Regions from separate parts of the Homo sapiens genome. Here region 1 is linked to region 2. The links are chromatin loops, found by intact Hi-C in ENCODE. Cell type or tissue: sigmoid colon. All regions are shown on one strand. Each heading gives the region's core, and the rest is flanking DNA. Links, peaks and the distances in the headings are about the cores only.

Region 1 (16,764 bases), core at 4,752-12,751, 880 kb before region 2:
GGTGGTGTTCTCCTTGCTGGTTTTCCAAAGTATGATTTTGCAAGGATCCATGGGTATATGCGACTGTGTGTATAGGGACATTTCTCATTGGACACCATTGAAAAAAATGCAGAGCCAGTTAGATACGCTATATACCTACAGCCTATCATTTGGTTGTCCTGAAAGTACTGGAATAAAAGTGCTCACTTAAACTCGTTTTCAGTTTTAATTTAAAACTCTACTTCCAAAAATTTAGACCATGTGTATGTTGACTGGCCTTGGTGATTCTCAGAAATACCGCAGCCATAACGTGGTGGATAATTCCCCTCCCTAAGTTGATGAAGTGTAATTTTATTAAAAGTTGTTTTTTTATTCCTATTATGATTATTCCAAAACCATTTCTGCTATTAAAATGAGAGGCTATACAGAAAATGCTTTCTTGAGACAGAATAATAAATGTATTTCAGTTTCATCTCTTATTTTTTATTGTTTTTTTTTTTTTTTGTGACAGAGTCTGACTCTGTCACCCAGGCTGGAGTGCAGAGGCACGATCTTGGCTCACTGCAACCCCTGCCTCCCGGGTTCAAGCGATTCTTCTCCCTCAGCCTCCCAAGTAACTGAGACTACAGGCACGCACCACCATGCCCGGCTAATTTTTGTATTTTTAGTAGAGACGGGGTTTCGTCATATTGGCCAGGCTGGTCTTGAACCTCGACCTTGTGATCCACCCATCTCGGCCTCCCAAAGTGCTAGGATTACAGGCTTGAGCCACCGCACCTGGCCTCCGTTTCATCTTCTTTCATTCTTCTTTTGGTAAGATTATGGGTAGCCAAGCTTTCATGTCCTTTTCTTTGAAAACGCCTTCATTTATGTACCTTGCCTGTAGACCTGTTAGCTGTCTGTAGGGGACTGGATTGGCGGGGCGGGTTGCACACCTAGGGGGCTGCCCTGGCTGTAGTGCTGTGTCCCCGAGTCTGTGGGGCTTCATGATGGGTTGTCTTTCTGCAAAATGTTGGATCCTCAAGCCCAGGCTCTCCTCTGCCTTTCTTCACTATGCAACTGCCATATCTGTCAGGGGTGACACACACTGACGGATGTTCTCCTGTGATCTGTTGACAGAATGCTGCTTGGTGTCTTTATTCGTCATTGTGACACTTTGTTCATGTTCCAACTGCTCGCCTTGGCATGACAGGGCAGAACAGAGGCGCTGTCTGAAGCAAGGTTTTAAGCCAAGGATTTATTAAATGACCCGTAGTCAGGTCCTCTAATTGAAATTAGCGAATGTGATAGTTGAGGGTTTGCTACACAGGTGTGAAAGGAGCTATTTTAGTTGAACCAGTCCCTGGTGGGGCTTTTCTTCTTGTGACAGTACAGGAAGTGATGCTAACACAACAAACTAAGGGCAGAACTGAAGGGATGTGTTTTTCTTCTGTTTTTTGAGAAAACATAAAATATTAACTTTATGTTCTAGACTCTAGCTCCAGGTGATACAAACATGAACATTGCAGAATCATGTTTAATCTATTCTCAATGTCAATTTTAAGACTTTATGAAAGCAAACCATACGTTTTCCATGGATGCCTATGTACATGTGCATGAACATAATCGTATCTTGTTGAAAGCAGCAGTTAAAGAAAAGCAGGCTCTTAAGATCTAGGTCCGCATGGTGTCTCGTCAGAAGTGGATGGACAAACGTGAGAGAACTCACCTTGCTAGATGACCCAAGCATCACCTTCCTCTACCATGCGATTTATCACTGCTACACTTACAGGAGTGGTTGTATTCCCAACATGAGAGAAGAAAGTTATCAGTAATGCACCTGCTATGTTAATGTTGCTGCATAGTGTTGAATTTATTGTTATCATAAGAAATTAAACATGGGCATTTGTAGGGTGGTCAGACCATTCCAAGTCAAGTTTCTATAGACTCAGTTCTTCTTGTTAGGATGAACATTGAAAATCTTTCTCATTTTGTCTTCTGGGTCTTTCTCTTTCCCCTATGTTTTTCAGATATTTTGGTATCTTGCCTTTTCTAAGGTTTACTTAGTTATATTAAATTAAGGATATATTTTTTCTTTTTTCTTCCTTCAGAAAGTAACATTCTTGACTTTCCCATTTGAAAAACAAATTAATATGAGATGTTGACTTAGTGAATGAGGCCAAATAGAACTGAAATATTTTGCCTTGAAGTAAGTGCACCTGTATATTTCCCTATGAATAGATTTGTAAATATATGTGGTATTTTATACACATGTATATACATTTATATACATACACAAGACGTGTACATGGCCATTCCCACACAGATTTTGACTATTTGAACTATTATTCATAGTTCATGTTATTTCAGTGCTTAGACACTGTCCCAAGGATTTTATAAATTTAGTTCTCACAACAACCTGCTGATGTAGGTGGTGATTACTATCTTCTTTTTACAGATGAGAAAAATAAGCCTATAGAGGTCAAGTACAGTGACAGAGCTCATGTGTGTGTATGAGGTAGAGGTGGAATTGAAACCCAGGCCATCTTGCTTTAGTCTGTGCAGGCTTAACCCTTCAGCTATTCTGCCTCTCACTGATGCCCAGGATGCAATGTTTGTTGTCCTTGTATTTACATAGTGACACCGGGACCAACCATACTGATTGTTTCAGATCTGTATTTAGATATTATGTGTGGGGATTAAGCCTGTTCCAAGCTGTGATGCTATACAGGAAAGAAACCCTCATTACATGGGCGAGAATAATTCTTTAGCTCAGTTATTTTATTCACAAGTGATGATGAGACCAAAATTAAAGAAGCCAAACATGGAAATGCCCAGCCCCTGGGCATCACATGCATTTGGCATCCTTGGAATCCAGCTGGATAATTTGAAAAACCCTAGAGCCTTGGTTCTAGACTGAGTCCCAAATTACAGTCTGACTTGTTTTTCCCCACCTTTGAGGAATGCTTTTAGATGATGTAGAGGGATTTTCAAGGGGAGAAGAAAGTAAAAACAGAAAACAACTAGTGGAAGGGATCATGGAAGGCATTGGACTTTTCAGTTGTTTTTTTTTTTTTTTTTTAAGTATTCCAAGTTGTTCAGAAAAGGGATGGGGTAGAAGAGAATAACCACCCCTTATGTTCCTTTAAAATATCTTGAAATAATAGCTATAAAAGAGATAGGCCCATATGTCTAGTGGGGATCTCTATTTTATATACCCAGTGTCTCAGTGCAAATACATTATTTGATCATAATAAAGATAAATTTGTTCTCAAAAGATAACTTTGCATTGTGATATTTATATTGGTAGATCCAATCATGTATGGGTGTTTTGTTATGACATACTTATATTTTATAAACCCCAATGTTGTCTATTAAAAGTCCTAAAGTTATATTATTATATAAATGCATTTTTCATATGTTAAAATATTATTTACTTGACAGATGGCATCATCAGAAGGTGATTTTAAACAGCAAAGTTCTGATGCTTTTAACATAGAATTGCATTTATGCAGTTTCATTTTTCCACCGATATTTCAGGCACACACCTATTGTATCAAGGGAGGCAAGTTTGTGGGGCATTGATGGATTCTTTGCTTTATTAAATTTTTACTTGGATGTTTGATCTAAAAAGTAATCTAAATCTACCATATATCAACGAGTATCTTCATAAAGCTATGATTTTAACATCTGTGACTTTTTTCCGATTTTTTGAGTATAGGGAAATAAAGAATTTACTTTTCAGAGTTGACAAGGACTGAAATATGATACACAAATTAAAGCATCAATCAACCTCTCCCTCAATAAAGTTAAAAAATACAACTGTCCACTCGCTTGGTAATATCCCATATTTAACATATATAGAATTTTTAGCTTTTAGAGATCCTAGAATATTGAGAAAATGTGAAGTAATTTCACATAGAACTTAAAAACAACAGTAGCAGTAATAGAGCCAACCCTTCCAACACACATGTACTTGTGCACACACACACACACACACACACACACACACACACACACACATGCATGAACACGAAGAAGCAGAGGACATTTGGGAAATTAAAAGTTGCTCTGTTGAATGTTTTGTGAAAGCAGTTTAGTAAAAACCAAAGGCAAGGCCTTGAGGACTGCTGTTTTCCATGATTTCTCTGTGGACCGAAAAACATTCAGATTCATTTTGCTTTGGTACAAATGACAAATGCAACACTGTTTTGAGATTCGACTCATTAAATAATGCTGGTCAAATGTCTTTTTGATGCTTTCGATATTTATGTGTTAACTGTGTCTAAAAGATTTACTTTAAGTTCTGTCACCAGTTTACTCACAACGAAATGCACCTGCATTTCATTAAGCTCTTTCATTGGCTATGACATCCACCAGAAGTCACAACTGGATGTGCAGAGCAGACATCGCTGCCCATTTGCTAGGTGTGTGTGCAGTTGATGCTCAAAAATTAAAAGTATTTGTGTAAAGCTGGAAAAAAGAAATTTCAGTTACAATAACCAGAAGAAGAGGGGTTTTAGACATCTTAAAAGTGTGTATATATAAGTGCACACACAGAACCATATACACATATATGCAAAATATATAGGTATATTCAATGCTTAAAATATTTGGCATCTTATGGTTTTAACATATATAAGATAGTTTCCCTAGTCTTCCTTTTCATGAAGGACTACATAATATACTTTCAAAATGTTTTAAAGTTTTTTTCAGCACTTTTTTAAAATAGGAACAATCCATCATTGCATATTGTGAGCATAATTTTTACAACATAATTGCACCTTCTATTGGCAGGTTCTCAGGCATTAACTAATTATGCAATTTAATAAAATTACAGTAATCGCATTAAAAAGATTATCTGTTAAAAATTTAAAAGGACACTATTAACTATTTTAGCATATTTTCATGTTTATATTTTCAATTTTGTGAGTTGTGATTCCAGACAGAATCATAGCTAGATCGACTGAAATCACTTATTCTTTTGGAGCATTCCAATTTTGACTAGTAAACATTAGATCTCAATTATTGTAATCATAGCACAGCCATATTCACATAGCCTGGTAGATGTAAATGGTTAGCTCCCCCTTTTGTGTGTAGGTCCAGGCTCTGCGTGGGACCCTGTGTCACTACCACTGCCTTTTCTGAGCTTTCTGTTGGTGTGCACTTGCAAGCACATATTTTCTGCCTTCTCTGAATTTTCTTTTCAGGATTCTGTGATGGTGAATACTGAATGTCAGCTTGATTGGATTGAAGGATACAAAGTATTGATCCTGGGTGTGTCTGTGAGAGTGTTGCCAAAGGAGATTTGAGTCAGTGGGCTGGGAAAGGCAGACCCACCCTTAATCTGGGTGGGCACCATCTAATCAGCTGCCAGTGCAACTAGAATATAAGCAGGCAGAAAAATGTGAAAACAGAGACTGGCCTGGCCTCCCAGCCTACATCTTTCTCCCATGCTGGTTGCCTCCTGCCCTTGAACATCGGACTCCGAGTTCTTCAGTTGAGGAACTCGGACTGGCTCTCCTTGCTCCTCAGCCTGCAGATGGCCTATTGTGGGACCTTGTGATTGTGTGAGATAATACTTAATAAACTCATATATATTAACCACCAGATGCCAAGCAGAGCTCTACCTCAAGGCTATGATAATACTCAAATATGAATATATATATATTCCTATTCCATTAGTTCCATCTCTCTAGATAACCCTGACTAATACGGATTCCTTGTCTTTTACAGATCCCAAGTAGTGCAGTCTAATTCACTCTGCTTTCCAGAGATACCCTACTGAGCTTGATCCAGATTTTAGGATCTTCAATCTTAAAGAAAAGACTCCAGAGGTCGTGTAGCAACTTAATGCAGCTGATGTTTGACTACCACCTTCTTCAGGCTTGCTCCTTCTCCCGATCCTCCCTCTTTCCTCCTCTCTCTTCCCTCTTCTCCATCCCCTTCCCACAAGCAGTGATGGTTTCGAGTATCTAGTACACTGCTAGATATTGAAATGCAGGAATGAATTTTCATACTGAGCACTCGTAAGTCTATCAACCCTCCTCCCCTATTTTCCACTCACCCTTCCTTTCCCCCTCCCTTTCCCCCTCCCTCCCTCTCTCTCTCTCTCCTTCCTCCTCACCCCATTTATCCCCTCTACTCTGCCTCTCTCCAGAAGCCCTCCTCACCTCCTTAGTTTCCCTACTTTATTCCCCCAAGTTTCTTCTATCATCCTCCCTTATATTTGAAAACAAGCATATCATAAGAAAAAATGTGCTCTTTGGGAATTAAATTAGGTCATAAGCATGGAAATATTTTAAAAACATGGAATGGGTTACAAGTATGGGTAGGAATTACTGCTATCTGATATAACTATTGGTGGGTGATGGTATTCTTCAAATTCAGAGAAAGGCCTCGCTAAAACACACACACACACTCATGTGCTATTTCATTGCAAACTGTTTTTGTGGACCTGGACTTGTTGAGAACCTGTTCAATGACAGGGTGGAAATGCAAAGCTTGGTATTGTGTGCTGTGGTTGGTGTTCAGGAGTCAATCATTTCCAGGGCTACTTAATGTCTATTTAACCACCAGATGCCAAGCAGAGTTCTCCCTCAAGGCTATGATGATACTCTTCATGCTTGACCTAATAAATTCAGTTCATGTCAAAAATAGATGGCTTATGCCTATAGTTCCAGCACTTTCAGAGACAGAGGCGGAGTTTGAGTCCAGCCTGGGCAACAGAGTGAGACCCCGTCTCAAAAAAAGAAAAAAAAAAAGAAGAGGTATTTTATTTCAATGACTTAATACTTCCGGTTAATGTCATGTGTTATATAGTTATGCAGTGTAACACAGCCTCATGATTGAAGGATTGTTTTAGTATATTGCAAGCTGCAGAAAGGCAAAGGCCCAGTCTTTCATCTTTGTGCATATCCTTACTGCTTAGGATAATGTTGGGTACACAGTAGGCATCTAATCAATGCTTCTTGGAAGGGTGCTAGAACTAGTGAAAATCATCTGTTACCAGATGTTGCTTTCTTTTTATTCGTACACCTCCGTTGATCATAATAGCCTGTGGCCGCATCAGTAGCTAAAATCCAAAAACAACCTGGCAGCTTCATCATATTCTTGTCTGTTATGCATTTTTCTGGCTTTTTCTTGATCCTGCCCATCCAGGAATTGTGCTAACTAGTAGCAAAATGGCCAAAAGGCAGCCAGGAGGAGGAAGAGAGCTGGAAAATCTCTAACTGCCATCACAGCCCCTGAATCTGAGAAGATTCTATTTTTGATATTTTCAGAACTGAATGCCTTTTCTCCCCTTTCATTTGTTTCTGTATGTGACACCTGGATGTGCAAACATTTTGTGTGATGCAAAAACAGAAAAGAATATTTAGAAATAGGGGGACCTGGTGTGTGTGAAAACAGTTATAACCAATTCCTTATGTAGGTTTTGACCTGTTGAAGAACATGCTCAGCACTTAGATATCTGGCTAATTTGATATTGCTTTTTTTTTTTTTTTCTTTTTTTGCAGTCTGAGCTTTGTCATTTGTTTCTAAGCTGTCATTTTTATTAGTCTCTCTGGCTGATCTTTTGGGGCTCCCCATCAGGTGGCATGTGCTCGCCATTGTCTGGCTGTGCTTGGCAAGCGGAGGGCCCTTTTATTGCTGTGTGATGTGGGCGTGCTTGCTGGGGTAGCCTGTAATTAGACCCACCACAGGTGACAGTTACTAGAGAGCCCAGTAATCGTTCTAGCTGCCTGATCTGATGTTTATGGAGAGAAGCCTTCTTTGTGGTCTGGTCAGGGTTTACTACAGCGTGTTGTACTTTTGCCATTTGATTTATGATTTAGAAAGGTGTGTTTTGTTACTGCTCCCTTTATCTAGGGGTTGTGTCATTGGCTTTTTAAATAACAGATGTGTTTTAGAGGGAGATTTTTATTATAAAGCCTGATCATCCCCATCTCACGTATACAAAAAAAAAGATTTTGATATTTAATCAAAATCAGGTTCAATATGTAATCATCTAAGCCTTGCTCTTGCACAGTGTTTACTGACTGTTCTAGTCTCCCTGGGATTCTCTTATTACCTAAATCCATATTGGTTTTGGCCTTTTAAAATGACTTTTCTATTGCTTCCCAAGCTCTTTAAAATTTCTGTTTTAATTCATTGTCTGGGATGCTTCATTTTGTCAAGGAAAAAACCCAAAACAAAACAGAAATATACTTGTGGGCCCCATTGGTGTTAGGCAAGACCCAACAGCTGTTGTTTTTAATATAGGAAAGATGGAGCCACAGAATGAGGTAGGAGGGGCTTTCATGGTCAGTCTGAGGGGAAGAAGAAAGCTGCAGGCTTCAGAAAGTGATTTTCCCAAGGCCTCCTCATTTGTTTGAATAGAGGATTCTCAGTCCTACACTACTTTTACAATGCACGGCTTGTATAGTCATAAACTTTGAAATTACGGTTTTAGTTCTTGAGTACAAACTGCATATACACAGGATCCTTGGACTCTGCTTTTTTTTTTTTTAGGTACATTTTCCCTCAGGTCTTACATTTGAGTAAAAATAGTTTGTGAGTCTGTGGAGTTGCTATTCAGAGTGGTAACATGCCGTAGGGAGATGTAAATCTGTATTGCTACCTCGTGCTCACTTGACTGACTCTTCCGTTGGAACAGGTGAATTTTCCTCATCAAAATGTTGTGTCCATGGTGATGAGAGTAATGAAGATGATAACGATGATCACAATGATGACAAGGATGATGATGATGATGAACGGTGTTTTTGTGTTTGGGAGGTGTTTAAGTTTTGACTTCTGCTCTAAAACCTTGCTCTTTATTAGGCTTTAGCGATGCTGTTAGTGAAGCCTTGTCTTACATTGTCTTCTCTTTAAGGAATAGAGTATTGCTTCTTCAGCTAAGTATGCCTTTGTTAATAGCCACATTTCTTCTGCTCTGGGTTAAGCTAGGTACATGCAATTATAAACATTTTGTGTCCCATAGCAAGAGCAGTTTTCCTTGGAAATCACCGAGACCCTCAATTTTTTTTGCAAGGAAACTTTTATAGGCTAATTCATTACCCCCATCCCCAAATTCTACTTTTCACAATAGGAAAATGCATAGTGTGTTTAGCTGTGAAAAAAAATTAGCCGACTGTGGCCTCATTAACTGCACCTCTTTCGGCAAATTTGATTTTGCATTTCATTGGCGATTTTTACATTTTTGATAATCTACATGTTTTCAAAAAATTGATTTCCTGGAAATTTAATCAAAAACAGGGTTGGGGAATAAGAGGAGGGAGAGAAAAAAGGAAAAGGAAAGAAAAATAACAAATAGCTTGGCAATCGCTTGAGTTTACTTAAAGATAGTCCTGCAGGTGGCGATAGAAACTCATAAATGATAAAATCCTAAGGTAAATTTCTGTGGGCTACTTCTTGGGGATTTTAATTTCAGCAATTTATTTTTAATTTGATACAATCGTCTATAAGCAGAAATTATTACATTAGTAAAAAAAATTCAAATTTTCATGTTGTGTACTTTTCTGTTTTTATAATAATTTTCTTGAATATTCTGTAGCACATTCTTCCTTATGCAGAAGAAATAAGATCCAGATTACTGCCCAGTTGGTACAGATTTCATTAGGAAAATAACCATTTTAAGGCTTCTTTTTTTTTTAATTTCATTTTTACGTTCTTTAACCTGCAGCTAAAATTTGATGCTTATGTCATTGGCTAGGTTTCACTTCTATAAAGGCCTTTGCTCTTGGGTGTGACATGGCTTGCTTAGGCATGACGCTGAGTGTGTGTGTGTGTGTGTGTGTGTTCACAGAGACATTCCTTCATATCATAGTATCAAATCTAGTTGCTTCCAGAGGCCATTTCCTCCCTTAGTTAGGTGTTTCAAGTTAGTTTTAATGTGACTAGGATCACAAATTTCTTGAAAGCTATTTTATCTAGGGATAAAAACAAAACATAAATATGTATATTTTTAACATTAGACAATACATAGTGAATATGATAACATTTTTTCAATTCTTTTAGTTATTTTGGGCATGAGGCATTGTCAAAGCAAAGTGAAAGCATTTGGAAGACAGGAGATCTTTCTTTTCTGCTAGTTAAGGTTCAAGAGTTTTTAAATTGCTTTTTGTGACTATATATATTCATTTATGGTTTTTTAAGTTTGAATCTGAAAATGCAAACTCTAAAGGATAAAACTAATTTTCAACTTTCCTATTTTCTTGTAGTCTCATTTAGAAAACCTTTGCAGTGTACATTTTCAAGGTGGAGCTGCCTTGATTCTAAGAAAATGTAATTATTTTGGTTTAAACACTTTAGGCTTTAGATGTTGAGTGTCATCAACAGATAACTGTGATGGTCTTGAGCAAATTATGTGAATTGCAGTCTCTGCCTTTCTTCTGAACATTTCCCTAAGTCTTATGGTAAAGTTCAAACCAGTAATGTCTTATATGCTGTACCCTTGGATCCAGAATTTTTTTTATGATATAATAGAAGAGGCAGAAAAAGAAAGAAAAGAAACCTCTGGCCTTCTTATATTCTGTTTCAATTGTTCTTCCAATTACTCATGAGGGAGAGGAGTGGAATGCAAGTCAGACACTCTGAAAACCTATTTTGCAGCCTTCATATAAAAAATATTCAGTTCTCTGCTCTGTTAGCAGCTGACCAAAATCTAATCCGTTAAAAAATACATCGTGGTAAGCAGTTCTTGAAAATGTTTATAATAAATGGTAAAAGCCAAGCTTCCACTGTGAGATTAGCAGTTGGAACAGGACGTGTTCATCAGGAAATAGGTTATTGCCTGACTAGTGTGTCCTGCAGAGTAACCTGCAGGATAGATGAAGATTTAAAAGCTTGCAGTGCAAGGATTTTATTTGATTTTCCCCCTTTGCTTTCTTTTGCATATTCCAGTGTTGTTTATCACTCATGGTATTTTTCCCAATGACTCTCTTATGAAGTTCATTTTACAAACAAAAAGTGTGGCATGTTTTGGGGGTTGGTTCCATTCACGCCCCATGATCATCTAATGACCTATGGGTATTAATGTTGCTAATACACTTTTTTACATTACAGACTTCGTAGCTTAAAGATAAATGTGAAAGAATATTTTCCAGAGATCTGGACCTACCACCAGCTTCCATCTTAAAGATACAGGAAGTGCTGCAGAGAATTATGGTGTCTTTCCTGCTTTTTGCTTGACTGCAGTCCAGCCTGAGAGTCAGTGGACAGTAGTGCTCATGAATAATGCCTTCTATGTGGATGATACCTACAGTAACACAGGAGTGACTAAGAGATCAAATACACTGGCTAAAAAGCCTTAGGGAAGCATTATGTGTCTGAGGTCTGATCTATTGTCTGGGAGGTCGCAGAGTGTTAATGCACTCTGCAAAGATTACACTCCCTCTCTAATTGCTCAGACACTTCCTTAAAGGATTTAAACAGTCAGGAAAGGTGACGCTCCTTGTCAATTTTTGTCTTCTGCCTGCAGTTGAAGTTTATCTGTCTTTCCACTGAGACCACTAGATCAAGTAACCTAGACGGTGTCAAAGGCATAAACTCTGAATTAGGAGTGAAAGCAATAAGAGATGTTATTTACCGTACCGTTGTTACTTGCTCTTTAAATGCTCTGCATTCCATTTCTGGTGTTTACATAGTGAAAACGACAGCATCTCTGTGTTCCAAAGCGGGGCTTAAAAGGGTCCAAGGCTTCACTTTGACTTTTGATCAAATTTGTTTTCATAATCCTTTCGCAGTGCCATAACACCCCGTGCAGCATTCTCCTTTTAGGTTATTATTTCAGCTAAATATGTAGAAAATAGGTGAACTTTAGGATTCCCTCGGTGCGTCCCCCCAACCTCACCCCTCCCAACACACCCCCATTCTGAGATGTTTCCCCTGAATTAGGCATATGCAAGACCAACCCACATTTAGGACGTGATAACTTTGTCCAGACCATCATTGTAAACTTCAAATGATACACAGACACATTTGAAAAAAGATCTCCTCTCTGCATTGGAGAATCCTAACTCAATCTTGTGTGTCTGGAGAGCTGATATAGCAATTTTATCAGACTCTGTATCTCTTATATTGCTTTGATTATAACTCAGTGTTTCCTAAATGACACTGAAAAGCTTAAAGAAAGGTTTTACTAGTTCTTTCCCAATGGCAGTTTAGGAAATATCGGGGAGCTGTCTGTTTGTGAAGAGCATAATGAACTCCTTAAATTCATAGTCTGTGTTGCTGCTGTAGGAAGGAGTGGGGAGTGCAAGCTTGCATTCCACCTCGAGCATTTTCTACCCACTATGCACAGTTGCATCATTGAGAAGTAAGCATTCCTCTTAGATCAGTTCAAATTGCTAATATATGTGTCCTACAGCCTGCAATATAATATTTACGTAGCTTCCGAAAGAGACCTGCAAGGATTCCCTGTAATTCAAGATGGTAGTCTGACTGATGGGTGTAGAAGGATTTTTTTTTTTGTTTTAAAGAAATTCTTGTTTGTCCCATGAGATTTTCACACTTTTCGGCTGACGGCACTGTATTTTACTCATCCTGTATAAAGCTGTCAGTGTATTCATTATATGTGTGTCTTGAAGACTCTGAGCAGATGACGGGAACAATTGCTGGAGGGGGAAAACACATTTGAATCAAAATCTTCAGAAGAGCATTTCTGTAGTCTCTCCTGTTCCTGCTTCTGCGTGGACTGTCCCTCGCACTTTCTCTGATTGCATGTTATCTCACACTGTTGGTAGATTACACTGAATGTTTCATCTGTATATAAAAATTAAAAATTCAAACAAAAATCTGGCCCACATGAAGAACAGGCCCTTTGGGCATATGGTTCATTATGCATATTCGTTTAATTACTAAAACACTTGCGATGGCTTTAGTGCCCTTGCTTTCAACTTGCAAAGTTGGATCTCTTCTATTGCACAGAAAATATAGTGCAGAATTCTGTTATGAAGGAGGAAAAAAGAAAAGAAAAAAATAGAGCCTTTGAAGAAATTATTGGAATTCACCAAAAGGAGGTATGATTGTCAGTATGAAATAAATGGGAAAAGGGATTTCTCCCCTTCCTCGTCTTTGTCATCTCCTTCTCCCTCCCATTTCTACCACTACCCCGAAGGCTGTTTTTACTGTGGTTAGTTTATAAGTAATGTGAGACTAAGGATTTAGGTTTCAAACATGTTCCCTCTGAGCGCCTCAAGTCTCATGATGAAGCAAAGTTTTATTGTTTAGAAGGGGGCTGCTATGAAAGTGTGACTTTAATTGATTTTTCAGGGCAAACAGGTGGTGATGGTTTAGACATCTCCTGGCCTGAGTGCCACTCCTAATTTGGGTCTACACATATAATAGCTTTATTAAAATAAACAATCCCTTGGCTTTGGTTTTACCTGAACATCTGCCTCCTGGTTTTTAGAGGGCTTTTAAAAATATTTTCACTGTGTGCTTAACAGGATCTGATCCTAACATAGCTAAGAAAGACTTTATTTTCTATTTATGCCATCAAATTTTTTATTTTTATCTGATGTTAAAGACACTAAAATTTAGAAGCATCTTTAAATGGGATAATCAGTGCTTCAGTAGTTTTCTTTAGAGCACCTTCATTTACAGGATGCAACAGATTTTGAATGTAACAGGTCAAAAATTGAATTTGTAGTTGCTGGGTTTTGATTTGAACTTTTATTTTGGTGCACAAAAGATTGTTTGAGTGAGTACACGTACGTGTGTGTGTGCGCACATGTTTTAAGACCATATTTTGGATTTATTCCTGAGCGCTGGTGATGTTTCAGCATTGTAAGAAAGCTTCTTGGACTCCTCTTGATCAGAATAAATTCAAGACTCCTAACAGCATTTCTAAGGGAAAGGAGGATCCAAGCCTTGGCATCGTTCTTGTTTTTAGTGGCAAGTATGTGTGGCTCTGATACAAGCACAATTTTGCTTTTCAATTAAGCAAATAGGTAGTCTATCTGAGTAACGGGAGACCATCCAAGACATTCTTGATATGATTCCTAAAGGAATTGTACTTTGCTATAAATAGCATCACTCACTAATCACTATTGGAGGGTTCCTGAATTCGGGTACCTTAGTCGGTTTTAAACACATTGAATATGTACAGAGCTATTGCAGGCTTAATGTGAACTTACTGCAAGCCTGCTTCTTTTAGTGCCAGAAATAAAGCTGCAAGTGGAGTAACTTAATACAGCGAACTGCTTTACTCTATCACTGCACTAATGCTAATTAGATACACTTGCTTTATTACCCAGAGCATTTTTTTCTGTGTTCGTTCTGATCTAATCTTTCTATGAACATAAAGGAGTAAGTCATGAAGGAGTAAGTCGTAAGTGTTATGTTTAAGCTTTTAGTCACAATTGCAGCCTAATGTTCATGTGAGCAAAGTCAGAGAACACTCTTAGAGAATGCTTTGTCCACTTACAGTCCAATTAGAATCCCATTGGACTTCTCCCATGGAGGGCCCCACAGTGCCAAAAATTACGCTTCTGAAATGAGTAAGACACTTATCGATACATTTAATGGAATTTTGTTCTTGACCTCTTCATCTACCTACCTTTATGGAGAATAAATAAATGTGTGAAGATTTTTTCTCCCTTCCTTTAATCAGAGCAGAGAATTTGCTGATGGCTTTGAAAGATGTATTTACCAAAATCAGACTTTCAACTGCTCAATTACCACCTTCTGCAAAGACGTATAATGAGAAATTTATTGTCTGATTCTAGACCTGAAATTATGATCATTCTAGGGGGAAAAAGCCAATAGTGCAGCACATTAGATGCTTTTTCTCTTTCATTTAGTTCAGTGCTTTTCTACTTTTTAAACTACTTTTTCTGCCTTTATGAGCGGTGTGGGGATTTTTATTGGGGCATAGGTGATTGTTTGACTTTTCCATTTATATGAAATCATCACAAAATGTAGAATATAGTGTGGCCAGTAGCATGATGTAAACATTAAAGGGATGGAATTTTAATAAATGCTTCACATTTAAGAGAATAAAAACTAATAAGAAGTGAATGTATGATACAGGTTAGAAGCCTTCTTTTCCCCCTGTTTAAAAATGTCCATTAATGTATTCTAAAGAGGAAAATAAAAGTCAACAAAAACTTCATGTCTAGAGCAACGGAGTCTAAAAGCCTCTAATTTATATTTAATATTAAGATAATACATTTTATATGTACTTTCTTTAAAGTTAGAATGGATCAGCCATATTCTTCATAGAAATGTTCAGTATAGTTATACTGTGAAACTGACAGTTTGAAAATGATATGCATTGTTTATTTAAATAGTCATAGAGGATAATAAAAGCGAGAAACATATAATCGAGATGTCTGCCTACAAAAGCACTGGGAATAAATGGCCAGATGGGGTTATACCCACACCAAACTGGAACTACTGGATGGAAATGTGTCTTTAAGAGCCAGACACCAAGTCTGATATTCCCCTAATTAACTGACCAGGTCACTTTATGACACATAGAATTAGTCAAAGACAATGTCAAGTAAACACCAGAAATAGTACATTTCACTGCTCATGGATCTTAAGAAAACAAATGGTTAAAGAATTTTGATTTGGTAACCTTTCTTTATATTATGGTACCGAGAGCATGACTTAGAGGTATAAGTGGAAATATGAAGGTTTTATTAGAGGGCAGGGAAGGAAAGGGAGAGTCAGGGCAGGAAAGGACATTTTGATTCTGGAGCTTCATGAAGCTGAGATTTGCCAAGGCCATTCTTCCATTATTGGTGTCTCTTTCCCTTTCTCTAAATAGGACCTTGACTGGGAAGAACATGCCACCTCCTACACCCACTGATTTCTTCCGAAAGTGTAGAATTAGTTTTCTGGTCAGTCTAAATAGCCTTTCATAGTTGCCCTATGTATCTTCACCTCTTTTACATTATATAGGCAGGCATCCTTTTATCAGGCTTCACTTTATTGCACTTTGCACATACTGCTTATTTTTTTTTTTTTTACAAATCGAAAATTTGTGCAAACCTGCATCTAACAAGTTTATTGGCACCATTTCTACAAAAAAGCAAGTTATCCAGAAGTTCTAGCTGAGATAATTGATAAAGGTGGCTACACTAAACAACAGATTTTCAATGTAGAAGAAACAGTCTTCTGTTGGAAGAAGATGCCATCTAGGACTTCCATAGCTACAGAAAATGCTTTACTTTAAAGCTTCAAAGGACAGGCTGACTCTCTTGTTAGGGGTTAATGCAGCTGGTAACCTTAAATTGAAGCCAGTACTCATTTAGCATTTTAGAAATCCTAGGGCCCTTAAGAATTCTGCTAAATGTACTCTGCCTGTGCTCTATAAATGGAACAACAAAGCTTGGATGAGAGCACATCTGTTTGCAGCATCATTTACTGAATATTTTAAACCCACTGTTGAGATCTACTTCTCAGAAAAAAATGATTTTTTTCAAAATATCACTGCTCATCGAACATGTACCTAGCTGCTCAAGAGCTGTGATGGAGATATACAATGAGATTAATGTTGTTTTCATGCCTGCTAACATAACATCCATTCTGTAGCTGATGGATCAAGGACTAATTTCAACTTTCAGGTCTTATTAAAGAAATATATTTTGTAAAATGATAGCCGTCATTGATTGTGAATTTTTCTGATGGATCTGGACAAAATAAGAACCTTCTTGAAAGGATTCACCATTCTAGATGCCATTAAGAACATTTGTGATTCATGGGAGGAGGTTAAAATATCAACATTAACACGAGTTTAGAAGGAGTCGATTGCAGCCTTCACAGATGACTTGGAAGGGTGGAGTGGAAGAAGTAAGT
Region 2 (16,764 bases), core at 5,609-13,608:
TGAACTAATGTGTAATAAATCTTTTTCTGGCTTCTGGCTTTCCAGGACCTGGAAGTCAAGCTTCCAACAGACTGGAGTTGAAACTGGTAGCAGGGAAGAAGGAAAAACTGGTCTCTCCTCTAAAGGATGTTGTCATTGGGAGGATCTTGGCATAAGAAGCAGTTTTTTGACCTTGAGGCTACCTGAAGGGTTTCCTTAATCTAACTGTGCCCAATTACTAGCAGTTTTCACAGCAGTATGTTTCAGCAGCTTATCAAAGAATAGAAGCAGACAGTAAAAAGAGAGGGGACAGGATGGGTTTCAGTGGTTCTGAATAAGTCAGGCTTCTGGTGACCAGCAAAGGAAGAGCCTGGTTTCCATAAATCAGAGAGGTAGTTAGCAAGGGTGAGTTGGGACTTAAGGGAACTTTGCCTTGAAAGCCCAAAGACTTGTACTTGTGCCTTAATTATACAGCTTAGGTCCTCAGAGAAGGTTGTGACTTAGAGTAGGTGAGGCTGTTCTGTCAGCTGACCAGAGGAGAAAGCGCTGATCTTACAGGCATAAGAAACTGACCTTGGGTGAAGATGAAAGTATATACTCCTTTTGGGTTTCCCATTGCTCAGCAGAGTAATGGTTGTGCTGGTATTTCGCTGTCTGAAGATGTAAAGAAGTGTCTTCTATTCTGGTGGAATATTAGCAATCCCTGAACCTCTCCTAATCGAGATGTCATGTGTACCCTCACATCAGACTAATTGAACTCAACAGGTTGGTGGGTGAAACTTGGGCATTTTATTTTTAAGCTTTCCAAGTGATTCCAATTGCAGTCAGGCTTAAGAACGATTTACTTAAAAGTTTTAAGATGGAAATTTGCAAAGGGCTGCTATTCAAATCACTGTTCCTACAGCTACTTAGGTGTTTATGATCTAAGACGACACCTGGATATGTGTCAAAGGCCAATTATTAAGAGGGTCTGGCAGTGAAAACTGATATCATCCAGGTGGGCCTTCTCTAAGATAATAACTTGCTGTGAAGCTTCATGTTCGTTTCCACATTAGGAATGCAGAGGCAGCTTATTAGGAGGAAGCTGGCGTGGTCTGATTCTAGAGCACATGCTGTGGGCTCTATTTCTTTACAGTACACAGAGGAGCCTCAGGACAAGGCCTTCCCCACTCCTCCAAATGCCCACATATCAGACTAGGGGGATACTCCCTTTTGAAATTAGCCAGCTTGCCTCTGTCACTGACTGTTGCAAATGACTACTGAATTTATAAAACATTCATTGATGTTCCTTGTTGGGTTTGAGATTATAAATCTTTTTCTGCCGGGCTGTCACTGGGAGTAGACTGGAAAGCTGGAGACAAAATTCCCATAGCTCTGGTAGACACAATGACTGGCATAACCACTAGAGACTGGATAGTTCCAAAAATACTCAAGAACTTAAGAATGTTAATATAAGATAATGAATACTGAAGAACTTGAGAATGTTAATATAAGGTAATGAAGGCAAGGGATATGTGGAAGGAAGCCTATTGAAGATTCCAACAATCTTGATTATAGTTTTGTTGCTTTTTTTTTTCATCTTTCTTTACCCGTTGTGCTAGCATCTCTGCCCAGTTCAAAAGGTTATGAGAGAGACCAGCTAGAGCAGAACTGGCCGGAACCTGGAGTTTTGACCAATCACCAGGGGCTGATCTGTAAAAAGTTTGGGCTTCTAAGGAAGTCCAAGAGTAGCTGACTGGTGGATAACTAAGCAACAATGTGAAATAGGGCTCCACGGCTGTCTAGCAACAGACATGGGTAGAGATCCAAGATGGAGGGCATCTGGTAAACACAGTAGATCACATGAATCTCCAGTCTTGAGCCCCAGAAATGGGAGAGCTGGCAGGACTCTAAGAGAACCTGTTGTAGGGTGCCCAGAATAGGGGTACTATACAGGAAAACAAGGCAATGAGTTGTACTTGGGCACATGGGCAGGATGAAACACATTAAACTGGACTAGGAGTTAAAGCCTTGTCCTGTGAAATCAACCTTGAGCCCAGCCTCGAGAAATGAGAGAAGAGTTTGTCCAGGGGCCAAGGGGACTTCACGCTTGGCTGATGAACTCCTGGTCTACAGCTCCCTGAATTCCCCTTACCCAAGGTCAAGATGAGTTCCAGTCATGTCAGGGCTGGACCTGTAGGTTGGGGTTAAGTGGTTCCAGCTTCTATATAGAGGCAGGAAGCCAAAAGGATCATTACCATAAGTATTTTTTTTTTAAATTCACAATTCTACTTTCCTCCCTCAACTACAATTTTGTTATATGGACATGTTCTAAGAGTATGTGCAGAGGATAACGATTAAATAAACTTTTCCAAGTAAAACACAGTTAAAGGCTACTTCACTGTGGCCAAATGACTTTCTGTAAGGCCAAAATTACTTACTGTAGAGAGCAACCAAATGCATTTGATGCTCTTTAATGCTCTAGAATATCTAATATTATGTAGAGCACATAATATACTTTAAGTGAGTGCATATCAATACATACAAGAATATCATAGCTATGAGAGAGGCATATAATTAATATATTTGAAATATCACTACTATCCCCATTCTAGCTCAAAGTGTGAACTGATTTTAAATTTTTTTTAAGCTTCTGCAAAACTTTATTCTTGTTTTCTCTCTTTAAAATTGTAAATCTTAAATATTTAAAAGATATCTTGCTGTCATGTAATATCCGATATTCACACACACACACGCACATAGGTACACAAATACACAAATGGAGACTTCCAATGAGAAAACAACCTTGTAAAAGGAGTTTTACAAGGGAGTGCTGTGTTAACTGACATATTGCTGAGTTAGCAACTAAATAACCAGCTACATACATCCCTTTTGTATCATTGAGTAGCATGCATTCTTAAAGTGATAATGGAACTAAATTTGGAGAGAACAGGCCCTTAAGTTTCAATTTATTTGTTTCACAATCGCAGCCTCAAACTGAAGGGAAAATTACGCTGCAGTTTGATAAATAAAGCACTATACATTCAAAAACAAAATGCAAAATGGAAACTTTTAGAACTTCAAATAATCAAGGATCTTAGATTAATTTCATCAGTGGTTGAGAGTTTTTTGTTGTTGTGAATTTGCTGGAGAATTTAGTATGAAAGCACTCTAACTAGTGTCTGATTATATCAGTGTCTCTATTTCCTTTTAGAACACACATCTGTTGTTGTGGGGGGTTTTTGGAGAGGAGAGTGTGGTTGTGGTTATTATGGAAATACGGCAAAACCAAATATTTTAAAGCAGATGAGAAGAAACCCACAAACAGTTGGCTCACAAATGTTGTAATGCTTTCCACACCCAGGCATAAAGCAAGTGGCAGCGGCAGCAGCAGCAGCGTTCCTGGTGGCCTCTGTTTTATCTGTTTCAAACACTGGGCTGCTCTTGTTAGTTAACTGACTGGAGATTGTTTTCTCCCTTTATCCCCTCTCTCTCTTTTTAATTGTTGTTACTCTGTTTTGCCTGAAAGCTGCAGTATCTCACTGTTCATTATTCCCTGTTCAGTCAAATCCTGTCCAAAATTAACTCATTGTGTGCTGGAGTTCTTCTCAAGCTCTCTTTTCTTACAAGATGCACAAAATAGACCTCACTGTAGCTCTTTCAAGAAGTTTGCATATCATACGGATAACTCTTTGAACTAACTCAATGCTGACTTTACTGGGCTGTGTTTCTTTAATATTTACAACTTCTAACTAGAAATATTTCCAATTATTAATAAGAAATTGTTATAAAATTCTAAAGTTTCAACCATTTTAATCCTTTCTCTCTCTCTCTCTCCCTCCCTGTCTCTTATATAAACCTAGTTCCACAGACCCTGTTTTGACTTTAGTTTCTCTTTTTTATTTTACTTGGAAATTTTTAAAAGAGTCTTCTGAGTCTCCAAACTAAAGCTATAAGACAGAAAAAAAAAAAAAGCCATCAGTCAATACAGCTGGGGAACTAGTTTCTCATATCAGCATCGAATTCCAAGGTATTCAACTTGAACTAAGTGCAGCCATCAGAAAAACCATAGAAATGGGAAAGTTGCTGTTGTAAATTAATGATTATTTGCTGTGTGCGTTAGAGTTGCGGTTTGTACCACATTTTATTGTGATGTTTTATTCTTACTCAGTGCAACAGTAATTGGGTCTTAAACATGATAAAGTATCTTCAAGGCTGCATTGGTAGCTGAGCTGCCTACGGCAGGTTTTTAACTCTAGTTAAAGAAGGTTAATCAAAGCTAATGAATCTGTTTTATCCATTGCCATGAGTTTTTTTTTTTTTTTTAAATGTGCCAGGAGGTGACTGACCTAAAATCCGGATTGTTCAGCTGTGAAGGCAAATACATCTTTAGCATAATGATTTTGCAAGCCTCTTTGATGGCCCTGGGTCCATGGATGGCAGGTACCTGCAAGCTCTGTAGTTTTCTTACCTTTCTACCACTGCTCACTCTTCTGCCATTAAAAAATACGAGCCTTATGAAAATACAGGAGAGGGAATGCAATCCCACACTACAGCCTTCAGTGTGAGAATATCAAGAGACTGTTGCATTCAGAAGTTCAGAATAGCTCTGCTCTTTATAAAAGAATATGAGGAGCCCCCTAATAAGGCCAATTCATTAGAACAAGTGTTTGTTACTAAAACACACCACGCAGGACCACAGGGATCCGAGCCAGACAGCACGGCAATTAAAGTTGCCTCCCTTCCAAACGCAGGCGGCCCACCAACTCTCACCCACGAGTTCTGCTTTGTTTTCCTATTAGAAATGTGATTGAAGAATGCAAGTTCATAATTTGTTCATGCAGCAGAAGACTAGTAACTCTCTGGTTGCAACATCCTTTTATACACTTCAAATCAGAATTAAAAAAAAATTCAGGTTGCTTGTGTGTGTCCTTTCTGAAAGCGCAGGAGGAGCAAAACCTTTTGCTCTGGGAATCTACCTTGCTGCCTAGAAAACATTGCCTAGTTGCATTTGCAAAAACGCTCAGCGAGAGACCATCCTCCAAATATCTAAAATCACAGTAGTGGAGGGTTTTTAATTTTAAGCCCAGCGTTTACAGAAAACACACACACACACACACACACACACACACACACACACACACTCTCAGCCTGCAGTGACACCTTTTCCCTCCCCTTTGGTGCTCTGCGGAGCTTTGGAATGAGATTCATAGCGACTCAGGACTGTTGCTGGCAAGGAAAACCCCCTGCCTACCAGACAGAAAGAGGGGCGGGGAGGGCCATTGTGGCTTTCCCTCCTGCTCTCTTTTTAAGCCCAAATAATATTTGTACTTTGAGGGGAGGGTGCAAAAAAGGGATCAAGATATGAAGCAAGGCAGAACCCAAAAAGCGAGGGGGAGAAAAAAGCTCAAGGAGAGAGACCAGCTCTGGTCCGAGAAAGGGCCTACATCACAGGTTTCAAAAGCATCTTTTTTCAGTTTCACGAGCCACAACCCCCTTGATGAAAACTAGTTGCGAAATTCAGCGCCTGTTAGGCCTCAGCTAATTAGAAAAAATGGGCTTTTTTTCTTTTCCTTTCTTTCTTTAGCACCTTTTCTTTCAAGCATTTAGTCTCAGGAGGGGGATCCAGGCTCTTGGCCGGGCTGTTTTGAAAACACGCCTTTGAATGCGTCTCCCTAATTCACGCCTTTTGTTTTTCAGCTTTTGTGTTTGCCAGTTTGACCATATAACGTTATACATCTGGTGTATAGCTTGTTGGGGGCTTTTTTCTCCCAGGGTTCCTATGCATTCCCTATAGGACCCTCCTGAGCTTCAATTTGAGCGATCGTGTAACATAAAGGGGGTAAAGGAGAGCCTAGGAGGCTGGGGAGTGGGGGGAACGAGGGAGCAGGAGAGGGGAGGAGGCCTGGGGGAGACAGAGAGAGAAATGAGTGAAACATAAAAAAAAAAAAAGTTGAAAAGAATTCTTTTGCTCTCTTCTTTTCTTCTCACTGTTGCGACTGGACCCTGAGTCAGCCGGCGACAAGGCCTCGGTGGGAAAATGAAGGGGCCACAGAATAGATAACTCATTGGAATTCTGGCAACATATTCGTAAATAAAACAAAAGTGGGGCGGCGGACTGGGGGAGGGAGTGTGTTCCTGGGGAAGCGCAGAGCTGCACAGGGCAGGGCTAGGAGGACATTTCCAGGGCAGGCTCCCTGCCTTGCCTCTTGCAGGGGAAATCTAAGATGGTCAAAGGAAAGGAATCCAACGGTTTTGCCCAGGCTTGTTTAGCAAAGCTCTTGCAGCTGGAGCTGTTTATTATTGCAGCTAGGAAGATGCTCTTCCAAACACACTTCCCAAGCTGAGAGAGCTGAAATAATCTATCCTATTTCTTCAGAGCCTGCAGGGTCTGTGCCTCAGAAAGGGGTTTCTGTTAAAAGAGGAACATTCTTGAGCATGGTTATTCTTCCCCAGCTCCTCAAGAAGAGGCATCCCCCAGATTTAGTTTGCAGATATCTTTCCCAACTCTTACCTCCCATGCGCACTTTCGATAAAACAGCTTGGATACCGCTTCTTGGAATGATGATACTGATGTAAGTTTCTTGACTTAAAAGCTCCCAGTCTTCTAGTGGATTTGGTTGCTATTGGTGCTCATTGATGGGTAATCTTGTGGATGAGCTCTCATCTCAATTTCTCCATCTGCAAAATGGACATATCTTAATATCAAAGTCACAATTCTTAGTTTTCACATACCCGGATGGTTACTTTTGTAATGAGTCAATTTCATATTTTTGTTTAATATATACATAGTGTGTGTGTGTATCTGTGAGTACATAAAACCCATTATAAAGATATAGTGTATATTTTGGTGGTTGTGATTTTGTATGTCATCCAACTGCTCTAGAATAACTCTGCAAGTCTGATTTTGGCTGAAAGAAAACCTAGAATAAATAGGAAGACAATATGTTTGTGGCGGTTGTTTAAAGCTAATACCAGCAGCTTTTTCTTTTCTTTACTGCTGAACAATTTCAAAAGCAATACTAGGCATGAAAGCAAAACAAACTCATTTCAGTGCAAAGCTTATGAGTTATTTGTGTTTCCCTGAATTCAAGGAGGGGGTGGATGGGTAGGAAATTTGTTTTAAATATAGAAATGGGGAAAATACAACAAACTCCACAGAATATCTTGGAAGGTTCTGCAGCTTGAAGTGCAGAGTTTATTACAGATGTGATGTAACTTGTGGGTATAATTTTCAAAAATAGCTGAAGAATACACTGTGAGAAATCTTACCAAAAGTACCATTTTCCCCAATATATTTGTAACTCAAGTTACCAGCTGATTAACCCCTTGAAAAGAGTTTCTGTAGGTGGAAATCTATATCCCTGTCTGTTCTTAATCAATCCAGCCACATGACCAATAATGTGGATGCAAGGGTTAACACAATTAAATTAACAAATGTTTGGAAGGAAATGGTAAAATTGGTTTTTAAAAAGATGTTTAACAAAGACATTTTGCTGTTCCAATCAGACACATAATTACACAATAGGCTATTTTCAGGAATCTATTTTTTCCTAAATGTTAATCAGACCAGAAGAAAACGCCTGTTAGTCCACATTGGGATATGCTGTAATTCCCTTGGAAAAGTAACTTACCTTAGGGAAATATTTTACTTCCCAGAAAAAGACTGTTTATTTACTCTGAATTCTTTCCCTTGCAAGGTTGTTGTCTGGTTTTTGTTTTTGTTTAAACTGGTCTCAGAACATGGAGAAGTACGACCATCGTCAACTGAAACAAAAACAAAACAAAACAAAAAAACCATGGACTTGAGCTAAAATTCTTAAATGAATTGTTTAGCTTCAAAATGTAAAACTGTCCCAGCAAGAATGTCACAAAGTGTAAGCACAGAAGGATCTGTATTTTACTGAAAACATTCTTTATATAACACCCGGAGAACACGAAAAGAATGAGCCACCCTTACTTATATTACAATGTCTGTATTTATTATCTTTTCAAGTGTGCTTAACAAGTTGATACCATTTTCTAAAAGGTTTTTTAGTTTGAGACTCCTAACTCATACACCTGCTCTCTTAGGTCACAACTGTAAGTCCAGAAAAAGGTGTGCTTTATGTTTCTGTGAAAACTGGCTTTATTTCTAGTTATAAGGGAGGCTGAACTTTTAGGTAAACTTGGTGCCAGGTAGCAGCAGCAGGAGCAACGTGAAAAAGAAAAATGGCAGTTACCCACTTAAGAAAATAACATTCTGTTGATCGACAAACACCCTTTAAATTTTAGCTATTAACAGCTCTTACAGAAACAGGAACTGCCAATAACAAACTTGATTTCTAATGTCCCCAAGGTAATAATAATCCACTAATTTGACTATATCCCAGCTGGCCTATACAGCAGTTTCTATTTGTTTTTTGTTGTTGTTGTTGGTTTTTTTTTTTTTTTTTTTTTGCAGCAGGGAAGACTTATCTTTCTTTGGGAAAAAAAAAAGGTGGGGAGTGTGCTGTAAAGTTAAGAAGGAGTGTGGAGAGAAAACACATGGAAATTTAATGTGAAAGTTTCTTGTTGCAATAAAGCTGTTAGGTTTGGCATGTAGACTGTTATCAGATGGTTCCTTTGACATTACTTGAGCCTTTCAGTAAGTAAGACAAGCCTGAAGGATTAGGTTGTCAACTTCAGCCTGTCATCTTTGAGCAGAAAAAAAGAATTCCTTTTCTTTTTCTTCCTTTCTTTTTTTTTTTTTTTTTTTTAGGTTGCATCTTCCTTCACCAGCTTTGAGCTTTGGAGATCGCAGCAGAGGTAGTTACTGGAAGACAATCTCAGGCCCACATTGATCATGGAAGTCTAGCTTTTAAAGATAAGTGAGCCAACCAAGCTGTAAGGCTAATCACCCTGTGCAAGTATGAATTTATCTAAAGAGGATTTCATGTGGAACCCCCGGAGCCGGCCGCCAAACGGATGACTGCACACTTTAAGAAAGTTCGTGGGACTTCTCCCAATCAACTGTCAGGCCACATAAAGGGTCTGGAACGCGCTGACTTAAGCAAATAATATTTAGCCATCTAAGGATACCGTAAGGCCCAAGATTTTGCTTTGTTGGCGCTGACAGGAAATATTGATACATATCAAGTAACACTCCTGATGCAAAAAGCGATATGTGTCTCCTTTCGGCACTATCTCTGTTTAGGAAACACCTTGCTTTAAAAGAAAGCACAGGTGGGGGCAGGGACAATGTCAAACCCAGCACTTCACTGGGTTTTCCAGCTTTCCTGGGATCACAATTTCATGAAAATAGGAACTAAGCAAAAGTCGTCTCCTTTTTGAAAAAAACCAAATGTATTGGAATTTGAATTTGCAAACTCTCAGAATGTCTAGCTGACAAGTGAACCCTGCCCATAACCCCAAAACTATTCCTTAAGTTTATTAACCTAGGAAACCTGCCACTGATTAGGTTTGGGTGTGTTTCTCAGCTTTTACAATAGTCTAAACTATATTACAACTATGTGGTTACAGGGCCTAAAAAGTAAATTGAAATATGTGGCTATTAAGTCGCAAATCCCCTCAATAGGACATGTGAGTCAAAACTCAATTTTTTGTGAGAAGTAATGTCTGTAATCCTATTGACTCATCATTTTTAGACATTTGTGGCTTTAATTACAGGGGAAAAACTGTAATGTCCTGTCTTGGGAAAATTTGATAGGGAACATCGGGCTGTTACCATAGAATAAAGGTTGCGTTGGAGGATTTAATTTAAAAAGGAAAAAGAAAGAACCCTATTTTATCAGAATACTCTAAACATTCTCCATCAGTAACGTTGTGCCTGAGGTGATATCCTTGAAGATGCTGGAGGTGGCGGTGTTAATGAAATACCCGTTGGCATTAAATAGCATTTCTAGAATCCTGATTGTAGCGCTAAAAAGGAAAGTGAATTTTCTAACAGCACAATAAACAAGGGGAATTACGAAAAAAGAATCCGCTGGTTCTGTAAGGAAGATCGCTTCCAGTTAAACAAAGAAATTTAGGGTCGTCTGCTTTTCATGAAAATCACATACATATGGCCTTTGAAATTTGTCACTGAAGATGGTTTTGCTCTAAGGTAAAATTCACCACTTTATAGCTTTTCAGCCGCAAGTCTCTGGATTTTTTTTCTTCTCTCTTTTGGCCTGCAGCCCAATATGAATGTATGATCACTAGCACAAGAGTTAAACATCTGAGTCTTTTTGAAGTGTCTTCAATGTTACAATGATGTGATGGTTGATTGCCTAGCAGTCAGTTTAGAAAAGTCTGCATTCTGCCCCCTAGTGGTAGAGATTAAAGTTTAATGGCTGCTTCATAACACGTAATGCCTTTTTCCCTCCTTTTCCATATGTTAAGGATATAGAGCAGTGTGGGAATTACTGATGAGTTTTGTCATAATCTGTAAAGTGTATATTTTAAGCAGGAAAATTTCTAGACTGAATGGACAGGTTTACGAGGCACAGGGTCATTTGATGTATGTTTTGTGTACTCTGCTGTGCTTTGCCAAACAATATACATCACCACTATAAACAGACATTGTCCCTAATACAACATTCCTTCTGGGAAAATTTTGGGACTTCTTAATAGAAGCTATTAACCAAAAAGTGCATGGTGTTGCCAAAATTATAATATTATACACACACACACACACACACACACACACACACACATATATTCAGAGAAAGCATGGTATACTGTCAGATACTGTGGAACTTCACATTTCTTTTCAGATGACCATTTTTTGTACAGGAGGTAATAAAAACAATTTGCACTAGTTATACCACTTACTACTCCACAGGTCACATTCCCTTTGTGTTCAAGTTCATAAAGAAAACCACGCACACCCAAAGTAAGGGTTTGTGATGTCCGAAAGATTTTGATGTGGGAAACGTTGATCACGCACAGCTTTTTTTTCAGCTGACAATGAAGTGGAAGACATTTGTTTGAGTTTTTATCGTATCCTGAGTTCTTGCTTGTTTGTTATTCATCTTTAATGTAGAACTCATATCTTGCATGCAGGCAAGTGTTGGAAGGCACACAAAATCAAGCACCCATGATATAGGCATCATCCAATGAGTGTGTGTTTAGATCTTGCAGAAGTGAAACCCCATGTTGGAGGAAGACGGGACAGACCGAGGAGGAGAAGGAGGAGGAGGAGGCATCCGTGGAGAGTGGACAGGCGGGACAGCTGGACCATGTGTAATGTGTCAGTTTGCTTCTGTGCCACTATTGTGTTGCTGATGTTGGAATGCAGGGAAGGCGCTAGTTTATTGAATAAGGAGCCATGTAAATTCCAGCTGTCAACATGTGATCACTCCCTCGGACAAAGAGAGAGGCTTTCTCCTCACTCATATTTGATTTCTAGTCACAGCTACACATTTTCCAGAGCCCTCATTGCCACCAGGCTACATCTGAGTAGCCTTTGGCCAGCCTTCTCTTTTCAGACTGGTTTTGCAGGGTGAGTACCTGGCTTGTAATGGTGTGTTGGCTGGCATTCAAATGACACAGTCAGAGTTAGTTCAAAAAGAATGCTATGGCTGTAGTGATAACAAATAATCAATAGTATTTTTAAAGCAGAATTCTTGCTATTGTTTGATCTATTTCAGTATAAAAGGCAAATGCTTTACTCAAGAAGAATAGTCCAAAACAACAATTCATACACTAGGTAGCTTTTCTTATTGTGAGACATGTCAACTGGGTTGTAACCATGTCAGTCTATGCCTTTCTTTAAAAACTGCTCCAGGGAACCACAGGTCCACAGAGGGACAGAGAGGCGCTCACTTCTTATCTTGCTGTCTTGCTGTCTAGCTCTGTACCCTCGCCATGTGGCTTGAGAGAGGCTGCTGACATTACTGAGATTTTGAGTGGGGTTCTGGGAAGCTCTCTACAGACTGGAAGGGGAGGAGGAAGAGGAGAGTGAGGAGCGGGAGGACAGGAGAAAAGCATTCTCTGAGTAAGATCAACTCCAAAGCAGCTTGAGTCTCATGGGAGTTTAATTAGAGGAAAAAAAAATTCATCCTTGTTCACACAGGCAAACATTATTCATATCTAGGAGATCTTGGATGCCAGTATTTTTTTTATAATGGGAAACATAGAACATTTTGTGGTGTGTGGCAAAATCGCAGTGTTTCTTTCTCCTTGCTGCAGAATTTCATTATCTTGAAAGAACTCAAAATGCTACAACATTGGAACGGTAAGGCTCCTTACCCAGGCACACATTGCTTCCTGCTGCCGTGATATGGCACTCCCTATAACTCTGCCTATAATTTGCAGTAAGAGGACTTTGATGCTTCTTTAAATATACATATATTACATACATATGGATTACATATGTATTTCACTTTAAGTTACTCAACATAAAACCTCCATAAATTTCCATAGGGGTATTTTCTAGAAATACATGGTTAAACATTGGATGAAATGGAGAAATTTCTGGTGTCAGGGTTGCCTAGAAAAACTCTTTTGACCTAAAAAAAATGCTTTTTTAACCCCCATTAATTTTCTAATAAAAAATTAGCTCCAATTTCAAAATGATTTGGTGACATTTAGCTATACTGATTTTAAAAGATGTAAGGGTAGCTTCATATTGAAATCATTCATCGGTGGTCAAATCATTGCCATGACCATCATCTTCATCCACTATTGAATGGTTTGCTGTTGACTAACAGATACTGTGCTCAACACAGGGAAGGGCACACAGATGTAAAAGAGGATGTTTTCCTCGCCTTGCCTGGGATTAGAGTGAGGTGAGTGAAGCCTATGAACAATTTTTTTTTTTTTTTTGAGATAGAGTCTTGCTGTGTTGCCCAGGCTGGAGTGCAGTGGCGCCATCTGAGCTCACTGCAACCTCCGCCTCCTGGGTTCAAGTGATTCTCGTGCCTCCGCCTCCAGAGTAGCTGGGATTACAGGCACGTGCCACCATGTTCAGGTAATTTTTGCATTTTTAGTAGAGACAGGGTTTCACCATGATGGCCAGGCTGGTCTCAAACTCCTGACCTCAGATGATCTTCCCACTTTGGCCTCCCACAGTGCTGGGATTGCAGGCGTGAGCAACTATGCCCGGCCTGAACTTTGATATTTTTTTTGTCATGGATTGTTTGCACTCATTTTGATTTTTCAGTATATTTCATTCTAATATTCTTTCTCTTGATTACTAAGATTTTTGGTGCTTCCTTAAATTCTGTACCCAGAGAAGTGCCTCATGGTCCATCCCTGCTGGCTTGCCTCACGTGGAAAGATGGAGGCTCGCTTGTTTGTTTCTGTCTGTTCAGCTTTTTAAGATTTCACAGAAATCAATTTTAGCCAAAACATCCTTCGTGAATTCACTAAAAACACATTTATAGACGGTGACTTTCCACATCCTCTCTCAAAGGTGCTTTTTGGGGGCTCCCAACACTCAAATAAAAACTCTTGCTATGTGCACTGATATTTTTCTGTCTAGGAACTAGTTTTTTTCAAATTTAGGATGGAATAAACAGTGATTTTCCTGCACACTGTTTGTCTTACGTCATTCCTCTGATGCCTTCCAAGAGCCCTGGTCAAACCTCTTCCCAAGAGAGGGGTTTCTAATCAGCCCCAGGCTCCTTTGCCAGCTCTTCCAGGTAACAATCCATTTCCCTTCATCCTTCACCTGATTAACTGCCCCCATCTGCTGTGGATTCCTGTTCTTAGTCATGCGTCTCTCCCCAATGCTGCCCTCTGGGCAGTGGATTTCAGATTTCCTTGTACCGGGCAACATATGTTCTTCAACTCTGGAGCCTCATGTCAGACACGGCCACTGCCAAGACGCTTGACATGGCCTGCTCCAAACTTCTTCTTTGCTAATTCAGCCTAGAGAGACAGCGTGCCAGCATGGAGAATAACACCGTTAACATGTGTTTACGGGCATTAAAGCGCAGCTCTACACTGTTATAAACCCCTGGCATATTTGACCTGGAAGGAAAAAAAAAAAAAAAGATCTCCGTAGTGCAGTACTTGGCTTTTTCAGCAGATTGTGAGTTCACTTAGACGACTGGAAAAGACAAAGGGATGAGAGAAAGGGAGAGCAAGAGCAAGGGGAGAGAGAAATAGGAGAGAGGGGGCAAGAGAGAATATACATCTCTATTTGTACCATTTAGCAACAGAGAAAGAAATGCAGAAACCACCTCTCAAGTCAGGAGAATGCTCCAACCAGCCAGGGTGTTATAAATTAGAGCCTGTCAGTATTACAATGTATATTAATAGTCACACCTCTTTTTAATGAGTTTGGCATTGGCAGCTGAGAGGAAATACAAGTCATCATGGCTCTGCTCATGCAAACCCCGACAAAGGAATCCGTAATAAATCTTCCTAGAACAGCACTCACCATAAATATGTATCACATAAGGCATCTGTTTTACATTCTGCATATAAATCAGCATAGCGCTGAATAGCAATGAATCAGCTTCTCAATGCCTGATTTGATAACAAATCGACTTGGATCTTAGGAGAGAGAATTTACAGCCCTCACCCTCAAGACAGATAGTCAATACTTAAGATGAGTGCCAAGTTAACTTTTCTTCAGCAACCAAGTTTACAGAATGAGAGTCCTGAGGCTGGGGTGGGAGCCCAGCGGGTGGGGCTGGACAGTTCCTGGGGGAGGGAAAGCAGTCACTCTTCCCAGGGAGAGGAGCTTTGAGGTTTGCAGCTCTGGATTTGAAGGATGTCGTGTGGCATATCTCTGCATTCTGCATCTGACCTCCTCTCCGCTTTGTCCCCTTTCTTGGATCTCCCACAGGTACAGTTTCCGCAGGCTGTAATGATGATGGAGTCATCTTGGTGGTGTCATTTGGGGCGGGGATGGGGAGAACCCAAGGTGCCCCCCCAGGCCGGGTAGGGCTTTCTCTCTGCAGCCTCTTCACCTGTCCCAACTTGGCTGGGGTGACTCCCACGACTAAGGGAGGAAGCAAAGCTCTGACCCCTTTCTTTACAGACCGTTGATAATAACTTCCTGTAAAGACCTTTTATTCCAGGCTACAAAATGAGTGAACAGTATTTATGGCATTTTTCCAGTATCAGAGTGTTGATGGGATCAGGTCACAGAGGGAAACTTGAATGGCTCTTTATTGTCAGAGCACTGCCTGATACAGACATGGCCAGCCACACAGAGATATGAAATGCTTAAAGACTGCACAGGCAGAACAGCCCCTCTAAAGTCTCTGCCAAGATAAAGGCAGCTGTTCCGGCTCACTTAGGTTGGCGGAGCAGAGAGCAGGTACCAGTTGGGCAACTGGGTGTAACCTGGGGAGAGCAGATGTTTTTTTGCAAAATTCTGAAGGCAACACTTTATTTGCTCCTGGTTTTTTGTTTTTGTTTTTTTTTCACTTCAGCTATGGGTCATCATTCCTTTTTCTTTGCAAACATCCATCTCATTTGTAGTAGGAAGCAGCCACTTACCATATTGTGAGCTATGAGTCTTCTTAAACACTGTCTATCTCCTAAGGCCAAGCAGTTGTGATCTCTTTTTATAGGCTCAGCTGCTGTGGCCTTTCCAAATAAATGCCTGTTTGGTGACCCATGTCTCAACCCCAAAGTGAGAAATGTATTTCAAAATTGCTTCAAATACTGCCTATATTCAATGCTTTTGGATCTAACTAGATTAATTATAAAAAGCCCTCTTCCGTTGGGTTTGGATAGATAACTAGAAAAATGGAGTCTGAGCTTTCCCAAAATCCTCTCCGATTTAAACTAATCACAAATCTACTACAGCCACTATATTTTTATCCCTCACTTTAGAAGATATGCAGGTATGATTGTTCATTGAAGAGGCTGTTGTGTTTACAGGCCTCTTAAAATTCTGGTTTTATTGTTCAAAATCTCCAACGTACCCGAAAAACAATTATAATAAAAATTGCCCGAAGTATAATCTATTTCAAGTATCAACTCACTTAACTATTTTTCTTGTCATGGAACAATTTGGATATATGCAAATACTAGAACTAGGGGTGTTTTTTTCCCCTCTAAAAGACATTTTGCAGTGTCTGGAAACGTATAAAGTTATTTTTACATCTCACAATTTGGTGGTGGTGTTGGGGGGTGCCACTGGCACCTGAGAAACACCAGATGCTCTTAAATACCCTACAATGCACAGATGGTACCTCCATTCCCATCCCCAGCTCTGCCCTCATGCAACGAAGAATGATCTGGCCCAAAATGTCAATAGTGCCAAGGTTGAGAAACTCTGTGCTGGAAGAGATTGCCCCAAACTGGATTCTAAAAGAACTTGAGTTGGCGTCCCAGATCTGTGGATTCTGTGACCTTGAGTAAGTTACTTATCTCTCTGATCTCTTCTGAAGTGAAAAGTGATCAAACTGTCTGGGTGTGAGAAGAATATAAAAGGATATATGTAAAATATCTGGCCAGAAATAAGTTCAATCATTACTTTTCTCCCTTCTTTTCCCTAACAAAGTGTAGTAAAAGGCTCTGCCTCAAAGTGAGTTCTGAGAGAAAGGAGTTTTGAAGTACTCATATTTTTCACTGATTTGGTAATATCTCAAGATTTTATTACTTGCCTGTTTAAAAAAAAAAAAAAAAAAAAAATATATATATATATATATATATATATATATATATATATATATATGCGCCAGGTAGAGTTTGGTGAACTGAACTGAAGTTGTCTTTTTGGTTTGAGAGACTGCAGAAAGGATTTTAGTCTTCATTTAAAATTTTCTATAGTGGTTCCAATGGCATTGTTAATTTTGGGTGAGAAAAGCAGAAAAACTCTAGGTTTGGCAAGCAGACAGACCTGGATGCAAATTGTGTGTCTCTCCTTCTTGACTT

What was found. A loop is a pair of places that touch in the nucleus more often than their neighbours do. Peaks named below come from ENCODE experiments on the same cell type or tissue, not always from the same donor. Only the 100,000 strongest peaks of a DNase experiment are listed, where the experiment ranks them.
Region 1: it touches region 2 in a loop (7-fold over the local background); 3 of 110 quality-filtered maps call a loop at or near these places.

What each region holds. Positions count from the first base shown.
Region 1 is chr15:94,403,837-94,420,600 of GRCh38, forward strand. The region is part of intron 17 of MCTP2 (multiple C2 and transmembrane domain containing 2); the gene reads left to right. Among named protein-coding and RNA genes, the nearest start is that of LINC02852, 180 kb to the right of the region's middle. In sigmoid colon, for the core only: a CTCF peak has its summit at 9,320 (motif pointing right); no DNase peak of the experiment used is centred there.
Region 2 is chr15:95,281,830-95,298,593 of GRCh38, forward strand. It overlaps LETR1 (lymphatic endothelial transcriptional regulator lncRNA 1), which reads right to left. Exons shown (of 4, transcript NR_034095.1): 2 at 7,593-7,725; 3 at 6,473-6,639. Among named protein-coding and RNA genes, the nearest start is that of LETR1, 37 kb to the right of the region's middle. In sigmoid colon, for the core only: a CTCF peak has its summit at 10,286 (motif pointing left); no DNase peak of the experiment used is centred there; H3K27ac peaks cover 1,450 bases.